Linked DNA regions of Homo sapiens: region 1 is linked to region 2. The links are chromatin contacts, found by Hi-C or POLR2A ChIA-PET in ENCODE. All regions are on one chromosome and are shown on one strand. Each heading gives the region's core, a stretch centred on a gene start or an enhancer-like site at or near the end of the contact. The rest is flanking DNA. Distances are from core to core; before and after follow the strand shown. Region 1 holds the start of KIF2A (kinesin family member 2A). Region 2 holds the start of DHX29 (DExH-box helicase 29).

Region 1 (4,614 bases), core at 317-2,816, 7.0 Mb before region 2:
GGTGACAACGCCTGTAATCCCAGCTACTCAGGAGGCTGAGGCACAAGAATAGCTTCAACACGGGAGGCGGAGGTTGCAGTGGGCCGAGATCGCACCACTGCACTCCAGCCTGGGTGAAAATCCGTCTCAAAAAAAAAAAAAAAGGAATCGGTATGAGAGATGGAGTCAGGAACACTGCTCAACTCGAGATTATCACACATCTCTCGTTCTTTCAATATTGGTACCGAAAGAAAATAATTTTACTTATCTCCCTCCGTGCATTTATTCCTTTACAATATGAATTATTTCCAGTCTGGCTGGCGTATCTCACTCCACACCCCAAGCTAGTGTCATAAACCATTTTCCCCAAGAGAAACCTAGAGAAAGATACATAAGCCTAAGGCTCTTAAAAAAAAAAATGAAGCATGTGTCTTCACCTCGCCTTACACTTTTCTCAGTTACCTCTCCCGAGGGTGTGAAAATATCAACATCCGGTCGCCCACCCCCACTCTCTCAGCAGTGCCTCGCATTGACTCTGCCCATCCCCTATCATTCCCTTTACAGTCTCATCACCTTGGAGAAGCCCATCGAATATTTCTTCCCATTGCTCCCCCACCCTTATTCATGGCTCAGCGCGATATTCTCCACATTTTTCTCCCAAGAAGTGGCAAAAAAGAAAGCAGCATGGTCGACGACGAAACCGGGGAGGCCTGACAACCAGACGGCAGTTTAAGGCGACGGAACTGGCTCTTTCCCCCCATCTCGGCCTCCGACCAGCAGTCGGTTCTCTAAATGTGAAATCGCTGGTCTTCCCGCTCCCCCACCCCCATCCCCATCCCCGTCAGAGGCCAAGCCGGTAAAATGCAAAGACCAAGGGGAAGCGCGAGGCAGGGTCATCCCTAACGAAGCCCGCTCCCTCCCGGGCTGGTGTCCCCGGGGGGGGGCTGGAGATTGCGGGAGGAGGAGCGAGCGGCCCTCGCCCAGAGACCCCCGGAGACGCGACCCTCGACACCCGGGCCCTTTCCCCACCCGGCTTCCCTCCCCCGCGGCCCGATCCGGAGAACTGCAGCAGCGCCCGGGCGGACCCCAAGCCGGCCTCACTGGCACACACGCCACACACAAAAGCGCCGCGGCCGCCGCCTTCCCACCCCCACAGCCCGGCGAAGCAATCAATGAGGCGGCCGGCGCCCGCGTCCCCTCCGTGCACACCCGAACACGGGGCCGAGCGGGCCAGCGGGGCTGGCAGCGCGGCTCACCATCGCTGCGCTTGATCTCCACGTAAATCCCGATCTGGATCTTGCCGAAGTTGGCCGTTGCCATCACCTCATCTGGAGCAGCAGCAGCGGGCCGAGGGAGGGGGACCGGAGGGCGGAAAAGGCGGGGAGGGGGCGGGGTAGGTGTGGGAGGGGGAGCGGTTGCCCGCGGCCGCGCCGGCCCGGGCGACAGCGTGAACGCAAGCGGGGCCGCAAGGAGCAGCTGTGGGGAAGCAGGCGGAGGCCCCGGGCCTGCAGGCCGGCAGGAGGACGCGCACGCCGGGTAGTCGGGGTGAAGCTAGGGCCGGGGCCGTGAGACGGCGCGGGGTAGAGTGGGAGGGCCCGCACCGCCCGCCGGGGAGCCGACGCTGGGGAGGCGGGGCGCCGCGCGCCTGCGCAGAGCGCGCCTCCGGCGTCTCTTCTTCCTTTTCGGCTGGCCTCTCCCCGCTGCCTCCAGGCGGCCCCGCCCAGCTCTGCAGCGGGGTGGGCGGCGGCCGCGGCTTACCCAGCCGCTGGAGCGTTGAGCGCTCGGCCCGGCCCACAGCTAGCCGGCGTCGCGTTTGATTTCAGCGCGCGGCCTAGAAGACGCGGGAAGCGTCGCGCCGAGCTTTCTTGCCCTCTCGCTTCCGGGAATTGGCGCTGTTGCCGGAATGGGTTAAAGGCCACGTGGTTTCAGGGGCTTTCTAGCGGGCTGAGGGATGTGAATTCAAGGGCCCTCCGTTGACAGTACGGGATCCGGGTTTTCATCGGAAGGTGGCACCCCCTATTTCCACTTACAGGTAGCTGACCCAAGCAGCCCTCCCAAGCACACTTGGTGTAGGTTTCCCATCCAGTTACGCTGGAAGGGAAGAAACACCCTTGAGGTGTCACCTACCCTAAATCGAAATGAAGATCCACCCCTTTACAGTCTTGCCTTATAGTTTATCACACTCAGAAAGAAGCTCTGTGGTGGGGCGTCCTTAACTGTTCAGGTTATGAGGCATCCGATGCTGGTGCCCTGTTTCTGCTGAGGGTTCAAGACTTACTTGCCTTGGCCTGTAAAGCCAACAACTGTGACTCAAGGGAAGAAGGCAGACACATAAGGTTGACTAGGGAATGTGTCTTTTTGCAATAATTTAATTAGTCTGACCACATCAGCAATGTGGAAAGCAAGACTCTCCATCCTGGCAGAGCAGGAAGGCCACGTGTACCGGGGCCCTGGAAACTGTATTTATAGCACCGTGTGAAAACCTCCAAACGTCTAACTCCTGCTTGTAGTACTGGCAATTGATAGGTTGGAAACAACACTTTTCATGGCCTACTTTCCCTAGTCATTGTTTTTTGTTGTTGTTGTTTTGTTTTGTTTGTTTTTGAGGGGGAGTCTTGCTCTGTCGCTCAGGCTGGAGTGCAGTGGCGCGATCTCCGCTCACTGCAATCTCTGCCTCCTGTGTTCAAGCGATTCTCACGCCTCAGCCTTCCGAGTAGGTGGGATTACAGGCCCGCGCCACCACGCCTGGCTAATTTTTGTATTTTTAGTAGAGACGGGGTTTCACCATGTTGGCCAGGCTGGTCTCAAACTCCTGACCTCAGGTAATCCACCCGCCTCCACCACCCAGAGTGCTGAGATTACAGGCATGAGCCACTGCGCCCGGCCTTCCCTAGTCATTGATAATCTCCCTGTAACAATAACTACAAATATACAATTTAAAATTTTAAAATTGGAAACTGGATATATACATCAATGCTTATGTGGATATATGTGTGCCTAGAGTTTTCTATCTAATGTAAGTAATCATGTAGGTCCTTAAAAAACTGTTAAAAGACTGGCTTCATCTGTAGCTTGAACATATTGAAGGTATACCTGTCAAAAGAACAATTCTATTGAATCCATTCTAAAGTGCATATAATTTCTATGGAAAAAAAACCACACTGGATAGACAATGTGGAAAATAACTTCTTTTACATTCCAGAAATGACACACTTGAGTACCCCGGTTTCAAGTGAAATTTGACCAAATCAGGGTTTAGTTTTTATTTTTTCTATAATTTTGGGAGTTTTATCTGAACTCTTCAAGCTCCTGTCTAGAATTCATTTTCTGATGTCTCTGCAACTGAGGTATAAAACATCTATTTATATTTTATTTATACTTTATAAAGAATGCAAAGAAATCAAGCTATACAGCTCAAAGTTAACATTGTTTCATAAAATATTATTATTATTATTATTAGAGACGAAGTCTAACTCTGTCGTGCCTAGGCTAGAGTGCAGTGGCATGATCTCAGCTCACTGCCACCTCCACCTCCCAGGTTCAAGTTATTCTCCTGCCTCAGCCTCCCAAGTAGTTGGGACTACAGGCGTGTGCCACTACGCCCAGCTAATTTTTTGTATTTTTAAAATAGAGACGAGGTTTCACCGTGTTAGCCAGGATGGTCTCGATCTCCTGACCTCATGATCCTCCCGCCTCAGCCTCCCAAAGTGTTGAGATTACGTGAGCCAACACGTCCAGCCAATAAAATATTATTTTGTATCGTGGTTGCTGACACATACCTTACACTCTGTGGTTTATATGGTTAATCTTAACCTTTAATCCATATAAAAGGTATTTTTAAAATATGTACATTGTTTTGCTCCATAAAAATGTATGACATAACACTTAACAAACACAAAACCTTTCCTTTATAAGACATACCCAAAAGGCTTACTTTTTTTGGTACACATCAGCATATGTATTTACCAAGACTTTCATTATGGGCTTTGTATGCTAGTGGCTTCCTAAAGAGCAGCCATAAATACATGCAATGTGGCTATGTTTCCATCAACATCCTGGATCAAATATTCTAACTCTGGCTGAGACATTAACAAGATATATAATCCTAACTAGAACTACTACTAATAAGATCCTGAATTAGTAACTACTAATTAATCACTAAGATATATACCCTACTAAGAACTACTGTTTTTATTAGGATTATATAGTCTGCACTCAGACATTTGTTCAATGAGTTAACTTCTTAAACTGCTCAGTATCTCAGTTACCTCTTTGATCAACCTGGAATAATAACTTACATTCTCTCAATCACAGAAAGTTTTTGTGAGGACAAATGAAATAAAATGTGATAGTGCCTTGATATTTATAATTTTTTTTTTTTGAGATGAAATCTCACTCTGTCGCCCAGGCTGGAGTGCAATGGTGCAATCTCGGCTCACTGCAACCTCTGCCTCCCGGGTTCAAGCAATTCTCCTGCCTCAGCCTCCCGAGTAGCTGGGATTACAGGCACCTGCCACTACACCCGGCTAATTTCTGTATTTTTAGTAGAGATGGGGTTTCACCATGTTGGTCAGGCTGGTCTCAAACTTCCGACCCCAGATGATCCACCCGCCTCAGCCCCCCAGAGCACTGGGA
Region 2 (4,317 bases), core at 726-3,225:
TACTAGCATCCCTTCACATTGTCTCAAGCCAAATTAATGTTATCACTATATCAAAACCTCTGAACGTCCCTGTTTTTTTCACCCTGACATGCAAATTAAACATCTCTTTTGACTTCCTTTCCCTTGTTTTCCTTAATTAATGAAGGCCTGTCCATTTTTTCCTTAACATGTTCGTACCTTTCCATTCCTCTGCCACTGCCTGAGTTGAGGTTCTTTTCATCTTTACAACCAGATAACTAACATAATTTCCTAATTTACTTTCTCACTGTCTATCTTCTTTCCCTATACTATTATAGTACTCTGCCAACCACTGCCAAATTAATTTTCCTAAACTATCATTCTACTTATCCAATCACCTTGTTCAACAGGGTTTTAAAAATGAAATCAAAACTCCTCTGCTTGATATTCAAGGCCCCTCATGTTCTCAAATCAATGTATATTCCCAGTCTTATCTCTTGTAGTCCCTAAATGAAACAGTTCCTCTTGCTCAATTTATGCTCCTAAAAACAAACAAACTTGGCACCATTAACAACACAATTTCCTTAACTCAGAATATTCTCTTGTATATAAATAAGCCTTCCTGAAAGTCAGAAATAGGATCTCCCTTTCTTGAACTTTTATAACACTTAATTGTATATATCATTCATTTTAAGTTAACGACCTCCTCACCTATACTGTAACTCTTTAATGGGTACCTGTTCTCTTTCCCTACACCGAAAATTCCTTGAGAGCAAAATCATGTCTAATTTAATTTCAAGCATCTATTGGGTATCTGGCCCCACAATGCCAAGAGTATATTTTGTTGATTGTTAATTAATCATCTTACTTTATTTAATACAAGTAATAGCTTTTCCTTGTTCTACTATAAACAGATCTGTACACTTTCTGGTGGCTGTATGCACCAGTCTAAACATATGGGTAGGGTCCAGTAATTTTTAAATTTTTTCTCAATAAACTCACGATAGCTACCATTTATTAGTGATAGCTAGCTAACCACTGTTAGGCACTTTACACGTGTATCTCATTGAATCCTCATATCCACCAGTGGTAGGCACTATTATCTCCATTTTACGGAAGAGAAAACTACTACATCTTGGAGATTAAATGTCTCTCCCTTCTCATGTTATTATCTGCCCTTTCCCCTCCAAATCAATTCATATCATTTTTTCTAAACCTTTTCACCTTTTACTCAACTAATCATTCGTTTTGTTTATTAACGACTATGTGCCAGGTGTTGTGCTGATGCAGGAGACAACCGCGAAGATGGGGACAGAATCAGTAACATCGACGTAAGGGAATTGAAGCAGAAGATCACGCTGCCTGCAGACACCAGGAAACGCCAAGACCCCCCTTCCACGAACCAACATTCTTCCACCCTCTCCAACTTTTTTCTGGAACCCCTTCACTTCCAACGCCACTCAATGTACACTTCACTTTCTCGTGCTCTTCCTAAGAGAGTAGTGTTTTCTTCCTCCCCACCGAGAAAAAAAATAAAAGCAACAACTGGAACTTCTTCCTTACCCTGCCTTGTCTGCAGACCCTGGAGGCCCCTTCCATTTCCCCTTGTCCTTTTCCTTGTCTTTTTTGGTTCCCGCCGCAGTGGTCGAGTCGCCCTCGAACACGCTGAACAGCTCATCTCCGAATGCGTCCGCCATTTTTGGGAGCAGTGAGAGCAAATCTCCCTCCTACCCACGATGCCCCGCGACCGAAGACAGTGACGTCTCGTGAAGGCTCAACAGTGGCCCGCAGGAGACAAAAGTAGTCGAGTCGCGCAGCCGACAAAAATGTTCCCCTGACTTTTTTTTTTTTTCCTGCTTTTCTTTCCTTTCCTTTCCGACCTAAAGTGGATAAGCTGCTCAGTGGATAAAGAGCGAGGGCGGCGCGTGGCGCCTGGCGTGTGGCAGGCAGCTGGCGACTCAAGGAGGCGGAGCCTGCTGAATTCGACCAATTGCGAGGCAGCGGTCGCCCCGGCCCGAGAAGCCCGGATCGAAGCGCAGGGTGGCAGCCCCGGAGCCGGGGAATGTGAAGAGCTCTCGGCTGTGCAGTGGTACCGTCGGGGCCTGGGCCGCGAAGGATCTTCTGCCACAGCTGCAACATGGGCGGCAAGAACAAGAAACACAAGGCTCCAGCGGCCGCGGTGGTCCGGGCCGCCGTGTCTGCTTCCAGAGCCAAATCTGCCGAGGCTGGAATTGCCGGGGAGGCCCAAAGCAAGAAGCCAGTGTCCAGGCCGGCCACCGCTGCCGCTGCCGCTGCCGGCTCCAGGGAGCCCCGTGTCAAGCAAGGTACGAGAGGTCCCCCAGCCCCTGGCTGTCTGCCCTGAGACCTTGCTGCTTGTCCTGAGGAAAGGGCCTTAGAACCCGGGAGGAGCTTCGGGCCCAACATTTCTATTTCCCAACACTCGAGCTGCTACCTCCCCATGGGGTGGCCTTGTTTTAGATTAAAAAAGTCTAAGCTCTTTGGGCCTCCAAAATTCTGACAGTAGCCCTGTTGCAGCCTGGCATTTCTCTTTTAACTCACACTTCTCCCCCTTCTAAAAACAAAATAATTGCATTAGCTCCTGTTTCAGCAGGAATTCATCCTGAGCACCATCTCAGCTAGCTAGGCTAACGCAAAGACGAGTACTGAGTGGAGTTCCTGACCTCCTGGTGCCAGCCAGCCCCATTTTCTGTCAGTTTTTCATATCATTTTCAGCAACAATCTAGTGTCTCCATGCGTTCTGGAAAAATCAATACTTAATAAAAATTACAGGACTTACACACTGGTTACACACTGGTTACGTGTAATCTATTGTAAAATTGTCTGCCCTCGTTTCTGCCGCCATGCAGTTTTGCTTACTGTACAAATTGATTTGACAACTCAACTTATAGATGGCCGATTCCTGCTGCAGATGAGCAGGCCACATATTACGGTTGAGCTCAAAAGATGAACAATTACATTCTGTTGTGTTCTTCTCGGGTTGTTTGCTTGTACTTATTGGAGTATTCAAGAAATATTTGCTGAGCATTTATGTGTATATATGCAAATATTTAGTATGTGTCTGATAAGATGTGAGGAATGTGATGAGCAAAAAGAGACATCACCTCATGGAGCTTGCCAGTCTAATGTCAGAGATAGGTATTAACTAATAGGTAACGCACACAGACATATTTATAGCCTTATAATAGATAAGTGCCACAAAGAAAAGCCAGGGAAGACAGTTTAACAGGGTAATCTAATTTTTCTCGGGATGAGCAGGTATCATGGATGGTGTCTGGAAATGTAACAGTTAAGCTGAGATGAGGAGAATGAAAAAGGAGTTAACTCTGTGAAGCATGGCAGAAATTAGTATTCCAGGCGGGCGTAATGAACATCATGTGTAAAAAGTTTGAGTCAGGAAAGAGCTTGGGGCTCTTGAGGAATTCACAGAACATAAAGCATCGCCAAAGGATGAAATGAGATGAGACTGAAAAAGTAGGCAGGTACCAGACCTTTACCTAGAAGGTGGAAACAGTTCTTTGCCCTGCGATTTATTGTAGTGTTAGCTACAGAGTTAGCATACTTGTAATTACAAATACATAGAATTTCTCCCTGACAACTATGGCAGTTTTATTCTGTGGATCAGCCTCTTTTTTACTTTTCCTTTGTCTTTTACTGACATTCCTCTGAATTTGAACCGATAGTCATTTGTTGTATTCTTTGAATTCCCTTTCCTCCAGCCCCAAACTGTGACCCTTTCTCAAGGTGTCAATCCTTGACAGTATAGTTCACTCCTAAAGCCCTTCTAGGAGTGTTCATCTATTTCCATTACTTCTATCTTTTCCTTTGTAGATGGCCTCTCTTCCAAGCTCAAGTTGGCAATTTATACATTTTGCTGGATTCTCTGACCCTATTTTTTGCAAGCATCTCAAATTTAACAGGGCTAGTACTAAACCACTCTTCTTTCCCCAAACTAACTTTTTCTTCGACTTCCTTGTTTCTGTTTTTCCATATTTCACTTTGCATTTGTGTAGTTCACATCCTAGTCTTGGTACCTGTGAATTCCTGGAGTAGCAACGAAGTCTTTTAATAGGGCTCCACAGCTGTGCTCATTTTGCTTCCTCCAGTTGGTCTTGCATATCAACATCAGACTGATCTTCCAGAAATGCTGCTTTGGTCGTAACACTTCCTATTTTCTTCCATGGCATCCTCACTGACTTTGCAATAAAATCCAAATCATTTAGCTAGCTTCTAAAACCCTCTTTCTAACCTTTTAATAATTCCTCTATTCAACTATAGCAAGTCTGGTGTGTTTTCATTTCTCCAAATGGAGCTCTTAGCTTTCTCCTTCCTCGTATTTAT

What was found. A loop is a pair of places that touch in the nucleus more often than their neighbours do. ChIA-PET counts read pairs that join two places held with the same protein, here RNA polymerase II (POLR2A). Pooled maps may share reads with other maps.
Region 1: a map of naive thymus-derived CD4-positive, alpha-beta T cell shows a loop between it and region 2 (13-fold over the local background). The contact joins the promoter of KIF2A here to the promoter of DHX29 in region 2. A Hi-C loop is called at or near these places in 1 of 168 maps with a recorded cell type or tissue (naive thymus-derived CD4-positive, alpha-beta T cell) and 6 of 50 pooled maps. POLR2A ChIA-PET finds 5 or more read pairs at or near these places in 1 of 52 experiments (activated CD4-positive, alpha-beta T cell).

The regions. Positions count from the first base shown.
Region 1 is chr5:62,303,158-62,307,771 of GRCh38, reverse strand. KIF2A (kinesin family member 2A) reads right to left here and starts at 1,566. Exons shown (of 21, transcript NM_001098511.3): 1 at 1,236-1,566. The coding sequence starts at 1,299. RefSeq lists a silencer at 833-1,862.
Region 2 is chr5:55,305,352-55,309,668 of GRCh38, reverse strand. DHX29 (DExH-box helicase 29) reads left to right here and starts at 1,975. Exons shown (of 27, transcript NM_019030.4): 1 at 1,975-2,282. The coding sequence starts at 2,096. It overlaps MTREX (Mtr4 exosome RNA helicase), which reads right to left and starts at 1,680. Exons shown (of 27, transcript NM_015360.5): 1 at 1,522-1,680. The coding sequence starts at 1,655. LOC124900979 (a long non-coding RNA gene) reads left to right here. Exons shown (of 2, transcript XR_007058774.1): 2 at 1,232-1,520. RefSeq lists enhancers at 1,427-1,906, 2,047-2,306.